Regions from separate parts of the Mus musculus genome. Here region 2 is linked to region 1. A link is a loop called in an ENCODE intact Hi-C map of the cell type or tissue named here. Cell type or tissue: gastrocnemius. All regions are shown on one strand.

Region 1 (5,000 bases):
ACTCTATCTTCAGTTTTGAACATTTCAATTTTACATATATTGTCCCAATCTAAGGTTATAAGCTATAAAGCATGGAATTCTATGTAGACTTTTAATAGGAATTAATTAGTATAGGTTATAACAACACTAGCTTACACATCTTCCACAGTAGTTATGACCATCAATGTGGAGAAGCACACTGGTTTAATTAGTTTTCCTCTTAATGTTTTAATTACCTACTATTAGTCAAACATTAAGGCTTTCTTTGGACTCTGCACTTACTTCCTAAACTTCATGCTTAGTTTTTTTGTTTTTTTTTGGGGGGGGAGGGGGTATTTATTTCATTTACATTTCCAATGCTAGCCCAAAAGTCCCCCACCCACTCCCACTCCCACCCTGGCATTCCCCTGTACTGAGGCATATAAAGTTTGCAGGACCAATGGGCCTCTCTTTCCACTGATGGCCAACTAGGCCATCTGCTGATTCATATGCAGCTGGAGACTGGAGCTCGGCGGGGGGGGGGGGGGGGGGGACGGGGACGGGATGGGACACTACTGGTTAGTTCATATTGTTGTTCCACCTATAGGATTGCAGATCCCTTCAGCTCCTTGGGTACTTTCTCTAGCTCCTCCATTGGGGGCCCTGTGATCCATCCAATAGCTGACTGTGAGCATCCACTTCTGGCCGTGTTTGCCCGGCCCAGGCATAGTCTCACAAGAGACAGCCATATCTGGGTCCTTTCAGCAAAATCTTGCTAGTGTATGCAATGGTGTCAGCGTTTGGAAGCTGATTATGGGATGGATCCCCGGATATGGCAGTCTCTAGATGGTCTTACCAAATCAATCTGCAACCTAATCTGAGAGGTCTGTACTGGGCATATGGACATCTGGGTATCCTGACCAAGTCCAGACTCTGCAGCAAAGCTCCTGGAGGGCAGCATGAGACACTGCAGCCCTAAGACCCTTGGGGAGGCTGGCGGTGCCAACAATGAAACACCCTGAACTAAAGGAATACAAGTGCTAACAGCCTCAGAATCCCTACCCGTGAAAGAAAATGGGTTGACTTAGAGATAAAATATTACATGAGGTTTTAATTTGAAAATAATGACATCAAGGAGTCAAATATTTGAAAATTTTGAATATTTAACAAATTGGAAACATGTTAAAATGATGCAAAACATTAGTATGTAGTTATGTATGTGATATATGTAAATATATGCCATCCTTAGTTTATAGCACGTTTACTAAGGCAGTTCAGGTTGACAACCCTTAAGTGTCAGCTTGCTCTTGAAGGACAGAGCAAAGCAGTGTCTACACTCCAAGCCTTCCACAGTCACGGAGAAAAGTTCTTTTCAGCAAATTCATGGGGCCCAGATGCAAACAGGATTCCTTAACCAAGGCTGTTCCAAAAGCAAGCACACGGGTGGGAGAAGAGTGTGAGAAGGCTTATGAATCCTTTTCTTTAACAGTTACCAGACAGAATCAGGACCCAATCAGAAGGTAACAATGACACATTCTGGAATGTTAATGTATGGAAAGATGTTTGTAAAGCGTGGATGTCAGAGGCAAAGGTCAGAAGACCCAGACAGACGCACACAGCAGCTTCAGTTCTGCACCGCTAGAAGGAAACCATATGTCACGAGCTGAGCATCGCCAATCCCAACACCTGAGATCCAAAACGCTCCAAAATCTAAATTCATTTGCATTTTAACAGGATCGCACAGATGAGAAACTCCATACTTATTTACATATGACAGATGGTGTGTGACTTTTTCCTGGAGAAACATATAGCAACTCCCATTTGCACCCGACAGGATACTGACAAACCAAAGAAGCAATGCCATGCAAGTCCAATTCAGTGAACCCATCAATACGCTGGGGCTGCTTCCAGGAGCATGGATGCCTGGCAGCTGCCACGCCCAGCAGAGGGTTCTGACTTACACTAGGATCTCCTTCAAGGCTGACCTCCTGGGTACTCTATCTAGCATATGCACAAACTCCATGCTGCTGTGGCAGGATTACATGCGGCTAGGGTAGACAGTGAGGGATCTGATGATCTTCTAGGAGTGAATGTTACTTTATAGGCCCAATCCTGTAAGGATCTCCTATAGATAGTCACCGTAACTGAGTTGTCAATGCAGCAATGGTCAGGCTACCCACAAAGGTCAGCATTCCATGACACTACATACAATTAAAACAAACAAGAAAACACACACACAAAAAAAAAACCCTCAAATTAAAAAATGTAAAATGACCTTTAGATTACGTATATGAAAGCACCTAAAACATAAACAAAGCATCCAGATGAGTCTATGTAAGGAAGTGAAGGGAACTGGCTTTTAACACGAGGAGTGGCCGTTTTCAACGAGCAATTCCCCAACCAGCATAGACCTGTTCTTTATTTAACTGACATTGCAAAACCAGGTCAGTAGGACTGAAACTTTGTCATTCTAACAATCCAATAAAGCTGGTGGAATTGAGAACAGTGAGAGAGATCTACCTCTCCCTGCTGAAATGGAAAGTGTAAGAACTGTTCAATTCCTAAGTACACACTAAGTATTTCCCTTACACCCACACAGGTACAGTCAACCTTCACCAACAAAACGCAGCATTTCATTTGAGATGCTGGGTACCACAGAACTTACCTCCTCTGGTAGAAATACGCGTTCTGGGTGCATGTGAGAAACAGCCCCGATTTCCAGCCATCAGATTGCCGGGGCTTTGGTCTATTTGGTCCCATTAAGGACTGACTGAAATGACAACATCCCCCCAAAAAGACCCCGTGTTTGAAACCTGGCCCCTGATGGTAGAATTACTTACAGGGACTATGAAACCTCTGTAACACTGGGTGAGAGGGGAAGTGGTGAGAAACTAGGGGCAGGTACTTGAAGGGCTCAATGGTCTCCACTTCCTGATCTGGGCACAGTGTGTGGAGTGCCACTGTACACTCCCACAGCCTCAAGTCACTCCAGAGCAGCTGCATCATCCTCTTCCCACCACAGAGGACACAAGTCCCCAGAAACCACAAACTTTTTCTCTGATTCGGTCACATACTTTTTCACAGCAACAAGTCCCTGGTGAGACCACATTCACATTCCTTACTTTGCTGGCTCTTCCTGCTGTTTTTCTGCACCATCTCTATTCCATTGAGGCACCAAACCCCACAAGTTCCTCCTTCAAGCTGCATCTCCTCCAGCTGTCACGGCGTTGCTGCCAGGATACTTATGAAGCACTGTCAATAGTAACCTTCACTCACTGGCCTTATTCAATTTTATCCAATTAATCCTAACAGGCTGGAGCTGATCTTTTGCTGAGCAGATCTGGTGGACAGTTTTCTGATCTGCATTCTATCTGGAAACATTTAGCTGCTCCTTAAAAGGTAACTCTAATCATCAGAATCTCCAAGTTCTCCAAGTCCCCTGCCCTTCTCAGGCTTTTTTGACAGGTTTTCCTGAGAATTCTGGTTTCCCCTGCTCTCTGTTCTGTATGAATTCCTCAGCCTCTATGCTGTGCTTTCATGGATTTAGCTACTAGCTTACGTAATTATGACACCTACTCCAATCTCAACTCTGTAGTCTTGCAACTCTTGTGGCCCCTAACACAGCTAAGGAACAGTGTCCTGATGTCAGGGGCTTCACTGGTTGGGTAACCTACAATTTTACGCCACCTCCTTCTCTCCATTGTTATAAACAGAACACTGTTATAAACAGAGTTTCATGATCCTTTCCAAATTAATACAATCATATCCTCATTTCTCAGTCTTATTTTGGTGTACATCAAGCCCAAAATATCTTTCTAATTATTGCAACAATTATGTTTTATAAGCATATACCTAGCATTTCTACATATCTATCAGTATATTATCTTTTGTAATTTTTGTAAATAGAAATCTTGCATTTCATGTGCCTGTCTGCAGTCTTTTGAAATCGTTATCCCCCAACATAAATTCCCAATATTATAAACTAGTGCTCTGTAGTTTGTAAAATACATTTACTTCTATGTCTCCAGCCTCACTCCATGTTAATCTCAACAGAAGCCTGAACTTCTTTGTGAAATCCTCTAAGTTCACCTTAATTTAACACAGTGATTCCTGGCGAGGCCCATTCCTGCCTGGCGTTCTTCACAGCCTTTCCTCGTTAACCAGCGTCACTTTGAACACACACATTCCCAATCCAGCTCTGAGACTCGGAATGGATCAGTTGTTTATGGCCTTCTTTCTTTTTTAAAATTCTACTGAGTGGAGACAATTTCATATGTGATCTCTTATCTATTTATTTAAACCAAATAATATTTGTATGACATTCACAACTGAGAATACTAGAGAAATATTCAAAAGTGTGAATGCCGGTGAAGCCTCTAAGCATTGTAAGTTGCCACAGAGTCATAAAGCTATTAATCTTTTATGCCAGCGCCTGTTGTGGTACAAGTTGCTGTTTACAATATTTGCTTCAAAAACACCCACCCTGGCATGGACAAGGCAGATTAATTACACCACTGGTCAAGGGACTTTACTCCACATGTGTCCTAATGAGGTAATAGACCCATTCTCAAGTTCCCCTTAAAACCTGTACCTCCAGTTAAGTCCAATCTCATGTTAAATAAAAGTGTTTTCCTGGCTGTAGACATGGAGAGACATATACTTCATGTAATGGTTTTCCAAGAGCTGCCCAATGTGGGGAGGGGGGACTCATTGGTTAATAATTATAGTTCCCCTCCACAAAACAATATAATTGGCATAGTAATTAAAGCAATTTAATTAAAACCTCCAGATAATGTGGTATGTGCAATAAGTTTACAGTGGATCACAAAGGTGAACACTTCTAGTAACTTCTAAAACACTTCTAATGAGATGGTAGAAGCCTGGCAAAATAAGTTTGATCCTTGCAGCGAATAAAAAGGTGGAAAGAGAAAACCAACACCAACCAGGAAGCTGTCCTCCGACCACCACGTATGTGTCATGGCATGTATATCCATCCATCATACGCACTGACCACCACATACATGTCATGGCACGTATGTCCA
Region 2 (5,000 bases), 1.7 Mb after region 1:
ATGTTTCTCAGTAAAACAAACTTCTCTAAAAAGACAAAATCAATAGGATCTAAGAATATCTCTCTCTCTCTCTCTCTCTCTCTCTCTCTCTCTCTCTCTCTCTCTCTCTCTCTCTCTCTCTCCCTCTCCCTCCCTACCCCTCCCAACCACTTGTTCACTTCTTCTCTGAGAGCAAAACATTTTTTTTCCAGCAAACAGATTATCTGAGAGGGAGGAAGAAAGAAATGGGAAATGGAGGAAGAGGAAGTGAAGAAGATGGAGATAGGGAGTGGCGTTGGTTATGAAGACTAAGTCTCAGCACATACATGAAACCAATCAGTAAGTCTCCTGACGGTCCAGTGGATCTATGGGCTGTGTTTCAGCCCAAGTACAAATTTCTGGGTCCTTGATTCTCACTCTGGAAGTTCTAGTCTGAGTGTCCCTCTGAAGTCAGGAAAAGGTCAATGTGTAGCACAATGTCAGACAGAGATATGATTCTCTACTGCTACAACTTTTGCTCTGTGTAGGCCTCCAGGGAATAGGTCAGGCCCCTACAGTTTGGGCATGGAATTGCTTTACTCTCTTTACTGATCAAAATGTTTATCCCATTAAGAAACTCCCTCTCAAATACACCCATGATGCCCATGTTGCAGAGAAACATTTAAAATAAGTTTGATTTCTGTTCTAGAGCCAACCTGCTTTTGTTAGCATTTGGTGTTGTTTTTCCATGATACCAAACCACAGTAAAGTACAACATCATCTTCTATGTTCCCATGATACAATAGCAGGAGACTGTGAATGTAAGTCTGGTTTCCAATCCTGAAAATCTTCTTGCCCCTTGCCCTTTCTTCTTATTTATCTCCTTTTGGGCTCTTATTCAGGACTTTTACTACAGCTAAAATCTAGATTTGGGATCTTCAAAATTTGTCACCACAAGATTCAGAGAAAGTCTCCCCGCCTATTGGACACTTTATTTTCAAATCAATTCTGTTGTTCAGTGTATTTCCTTTCGCTTTCCTTCCTGTCTAAGCCATGTTTTCTTTGTCTTAACAACATGTGCTGGTGCTAAGCTACTTCATCCTTCCTCTTGAGGCAGTGTCTCTGTTTACATGAGGATGTGCTGCTATTCTGCTCAGGATTTTTCTGCCTAGTGACTCTCTTTCATGCTGTTGCTTTTATTGAAATGTGCAATTTTGGTTGCCTGCTTAATTCTCATGAAAGAACATCTTAAACTGCAAAATATTATAGCTGAAGTATTTCCTAAGCACTCTCTATTTTCTGACAATAAATAATGTGGTTTTTTTACTTGTTTTTTATGCAAGACAGATCTTTGCCAACTAAATTGAAGTGAGTAGCCAAGCGTGGGTCCTAGAGCGGTGTCAATGAATAGGCTGGCTTGCTTTCATATAAAATGAATGCATTTTATAAGGATGCATGTTTTTTTGTGATTTGTAGTATCCATATTGAAACAGCTGTTTTGTTTCTTTGCTTGGTGCTAATGGCCATTCTGTGAATCCCTGCAGCATATATTTATTGTATCTTCAAAGATAATTACAGGCCTTTATCTTAAAGGGATAGACCTACGTGTGGCTGCTTCATTCCTTCATAGAAAGGGGAACAAAATACAGTAGCAAATAGAGGGACAAATTGTGGAACAGAGACTGAAGGAAAAGCCATCCAAGACAGACCTACCTGGGAATCCATCCCATATACAGTCACCAAACCCAAACACTATTGTGGATGCCAAAAAGTGTATGCTGAGAGAAGCCTTATATAGCTGTCTCCTGAGAGGCTCTGCAAGAGCCTGACAAATACAGAGGCAGATGGTCATAGCCATCTGTTGGACTGAGCACAGGGTCCTTAATGGGGTCCCTAATGGGATCCCCAATGGAGGAGTTAGAGAAAGGCATGAATGAGGTGAAGGGGTTTGCAACCCATAGGAAGAACAATAATAACAACCAATGAAAACCCCCAGAGTTCCCAGGAACAAAACCACCAACCAAGGAGTACATGTGGAGGAACCTATGGCTCCAGCTACATATATAGCAGAGGATGGCCTTGTTAGGCATTAATGGGAGCAGAGGCCCTTGGTCCTGTGAAGGCTTGATGCCCCAAAGTAGGGGAACTGGAGAGCAAGAAGGCCAGAGTGGGTGGGTAGGTGGGTAGAGGAACACCCTCATAGAAGCAAGGGAGGATGGGATATCGGGTTTCTGGGGTGGGGGGCTGAGAAAGGGGATAACATTTAAAATGTAATTAAAGAAAATATACAATAAAAATTTTTTTAAACATATGGTCAGATAAAATGAAAAAAAAAGAAGAAGAAGAAGAAGTTATCTGTCATAGAGTAAAGCCTGTGTCTTAGGTAGCCAATGGCAAATTGGTGACATTAATAATCATGTCTCCTAATGTTTCCTTCTTTATGCCTTTCAGAATCCAAGACACTTCTTATCATTAATTTTACTGAGTTGTAAGACATTTGGAGGTAATCTTCATGTTACTCTAGCATTATCCTTGGTAGACTACTTAGGAATGTTATTTACATTTTACAAATTTATAGATTTATTAAGAGTAATGTGTTGGTTAGTTTTCTCATTGCTGATAAATATCTCTGACATAAGCATCTTAAAAAAGAAAAGATGAGTTTAGTTGTTAAGTTCAAATGTTTTAATACTTTGTAGAGAAAATGGGCAAGATAGAATAATACAGACATTCAACTCATGTGTATTTGATATTTTAAAGTTATTTTCTACAAAGTTATTGAAATAACTTGAGCCAGTCTTACTACTGTATTTGTCTTATAGTTTAATATATTTCTTAGAACTGTAGGCATAATGGATTGATCTTTGTCTAGAAAAGAGTTGAACTATGAACCAAATTTCATTTATCAAATTTGGATGACACTAGTTAAGAATTAACAAGGAAGCTGAATGCTCAAATGAAAAGAAACTCACCTGAAGTGGTTTTATTAGTTCCAAGCCTCCACTGAAATCCTAAAGCAATATACTAATGCAATTTAATTATAGGGATCTAGATTCTGAATGTGCTAAATAAACAGATTCATTAATTGATTTTTGACTTTCATTATACTCAGCATATAACACATGAAGATTTCAAAAGTAAAATCATATGAATTAAATATTTATCTAAAACAAGGCCCTGGGCTCCCAACAAGAGTCCACTAAGTAATAACAGGATTCTCAGGCAATCTGACTTTGGGCTGCCTTTCATTATTTTCCAACCCTTCTCAAAAGCTCAAAGATCATGACAGAAAGGGGAACATAAAAATTGTAACAGCCAGAGGAATAGATGTATGTGGCAAAAACACTATTTGCTGGACATGAGAGTATAGTTGTACACATAAGCTCACATCAAATGGGACTGCCTGCACAAAAGTCAAAATCCAAGAACAGGTTAGGGTGGAGCTAATGAAATCCCTCCTCTGTCTGAAGCACTAGTGGCAGTTTGATTCCTGTGGGGATTGGGAGGGTCGGCTTTCTCCAAGGATGCTCTCCCTGAGAGGTTATTCATGCTCTAGTGGATGTTCTAACACCCATGAACAAACAAACATTAAATGGACTCACACAACAGAGAACAATAAACTACTTTTGCTATGCATTGCCTGTCCCTATCTATCTATCATCTATCTATCTATCTATCTATCTATCTATCTATCTATCTATCTATCTATCTATCTATCTATCTATCTTTCTATCTTTGTCTGGAACTTTTTCTCTATTTCTCTGTCTCTGCCACTTACCTGCCAGATGTGCACATTCTAACTGTCTTCCTTTGTTATCAAATAACATAGTTGGGATTTAATTGAGGAGTTTCCCTATGATGCAACTGTCTTCATTTTATTTTTCAGAATCTGTAAAAATTCTCAGGCATCATTTGTGTTGACCTCTTGACTTTATCCTTGAATCACAGTTTGGATAAAGAAAAAAATTGGGAGGTTTTAGCCACTTGACTACTTCAACAGATGATAGCTGGTGACAGGTCCAGTATGATATCTACACATCATTGGTCAATGACTTCTGGGGAATGCATGAATTTAGTATGAAATATAAACAAAGTAAGATGGATATGATTTTTTTTAAAGGGTAGAAATGAAAAGAGTTGAACTTGAAAGGGCATTGATCTTGAGATCTGTTAATGGATTCCTAAGGAACTACATCTTGTGTAATTGTTAAAGAAAAATTCACTTAAAAAAATGAGGTTACATATTATTCTAGGAAATATATTCTAGCATAAATTATTCTAGGAAAGTAAGGAGATTTATTTTTATCATTTAAATATCACAATCTATGCATATTAAATTTGGAACACTTTCCAAAATTTAAAAGGGATAAGATGCTAGGTTAATAACCTTAAATTGGTAATCTAACCACATATGAGCAAATTTTTACACAGAATTAAAGAGCATGATATTATAAATTGAGCAACTGAAATTCAGAAAATTTCTTGATTAAGGAGACCTAATAAGTGTTTTGCCTACTAGATCTTTGTTTCTTTAGGATAGACTATGAAAACCAAGGCCTCTGAAAAACACATCCTCTTTGAAAAGCATTCTCAGAATTCCTTCTGACAGATGTAATTACTCAGCATATTCTTAAATTTCTATTGTTGGAAATATAGGCACCATTGCTATAAAAAATTGAAATAAATATCACCGTATTTAAACATTTTGTTTGTTTGTTTTGTTTTTGTATACTTAGAAAAAGTTGAATTCTTTATTCATTTCCTTAAGAGTTTCAATTTTTGTACAATGTATTTATATCACAATTATCACCCCAACTCTTCCTTGATAGACACCTATGCCTTACCAGTTCAACATGATATCTTTCTTTAAAAAATAAAACCCCTTCTACACTGCTATGTACAGTTCAATATCTTCCATATGTGACCTTTGATAGAAGCACAGTGAACATATCAGGGATTATGCTTTTAGCAAACTATTCTACTGTTGTAGCAACTAATGATTGCTGAGAGTCACAGAGCATACCAAAACATCTCAGATGAGG

Evidence for each region. Hi-C counts contacts between places; a loop is a spot of excess contacts. Peaks named below come from ENCODE experiments on the same cell type or tissue, not always from the same donor. Only the 100,000 strongest peaks of a DNase experiment are listed, where the experiment ranks them.
Region 2: a loop joins it to region 1, with 12 times the contacts of the local background. A loop is called at or near these places in 9 of 42 quality-filtered maps.

The regions. Positions count from the first base shown.
Region 1 is chr8:39,018,568-39,023,567 of GRCm38, reverse strand. The region is part of intron 1 of Tusc3 (tumor suppressor candidate 3); the gene reads right to left. Among named protein-coding and RNA genes, the nearest start is that of Tusc3, 15 kb to the right of the region's middle. In gastrocnemius, no CTCF peak of the experiment used is centred here; DNase peaks (open chromatin) are centred at 912 and 1,887.
Region 2 is chr8:37,362,695-37,367,694 of GRCm38, reverse strand. No RefSeq gene overlaps it. Among named protein-coding and RNA genes, the nearest start is that of Gm25126, 48 kb to the right of the region's middle. In gastrocnemius, no CTCF peak of the experiment used is centred here; no DNase peak of the experiment used is centred here.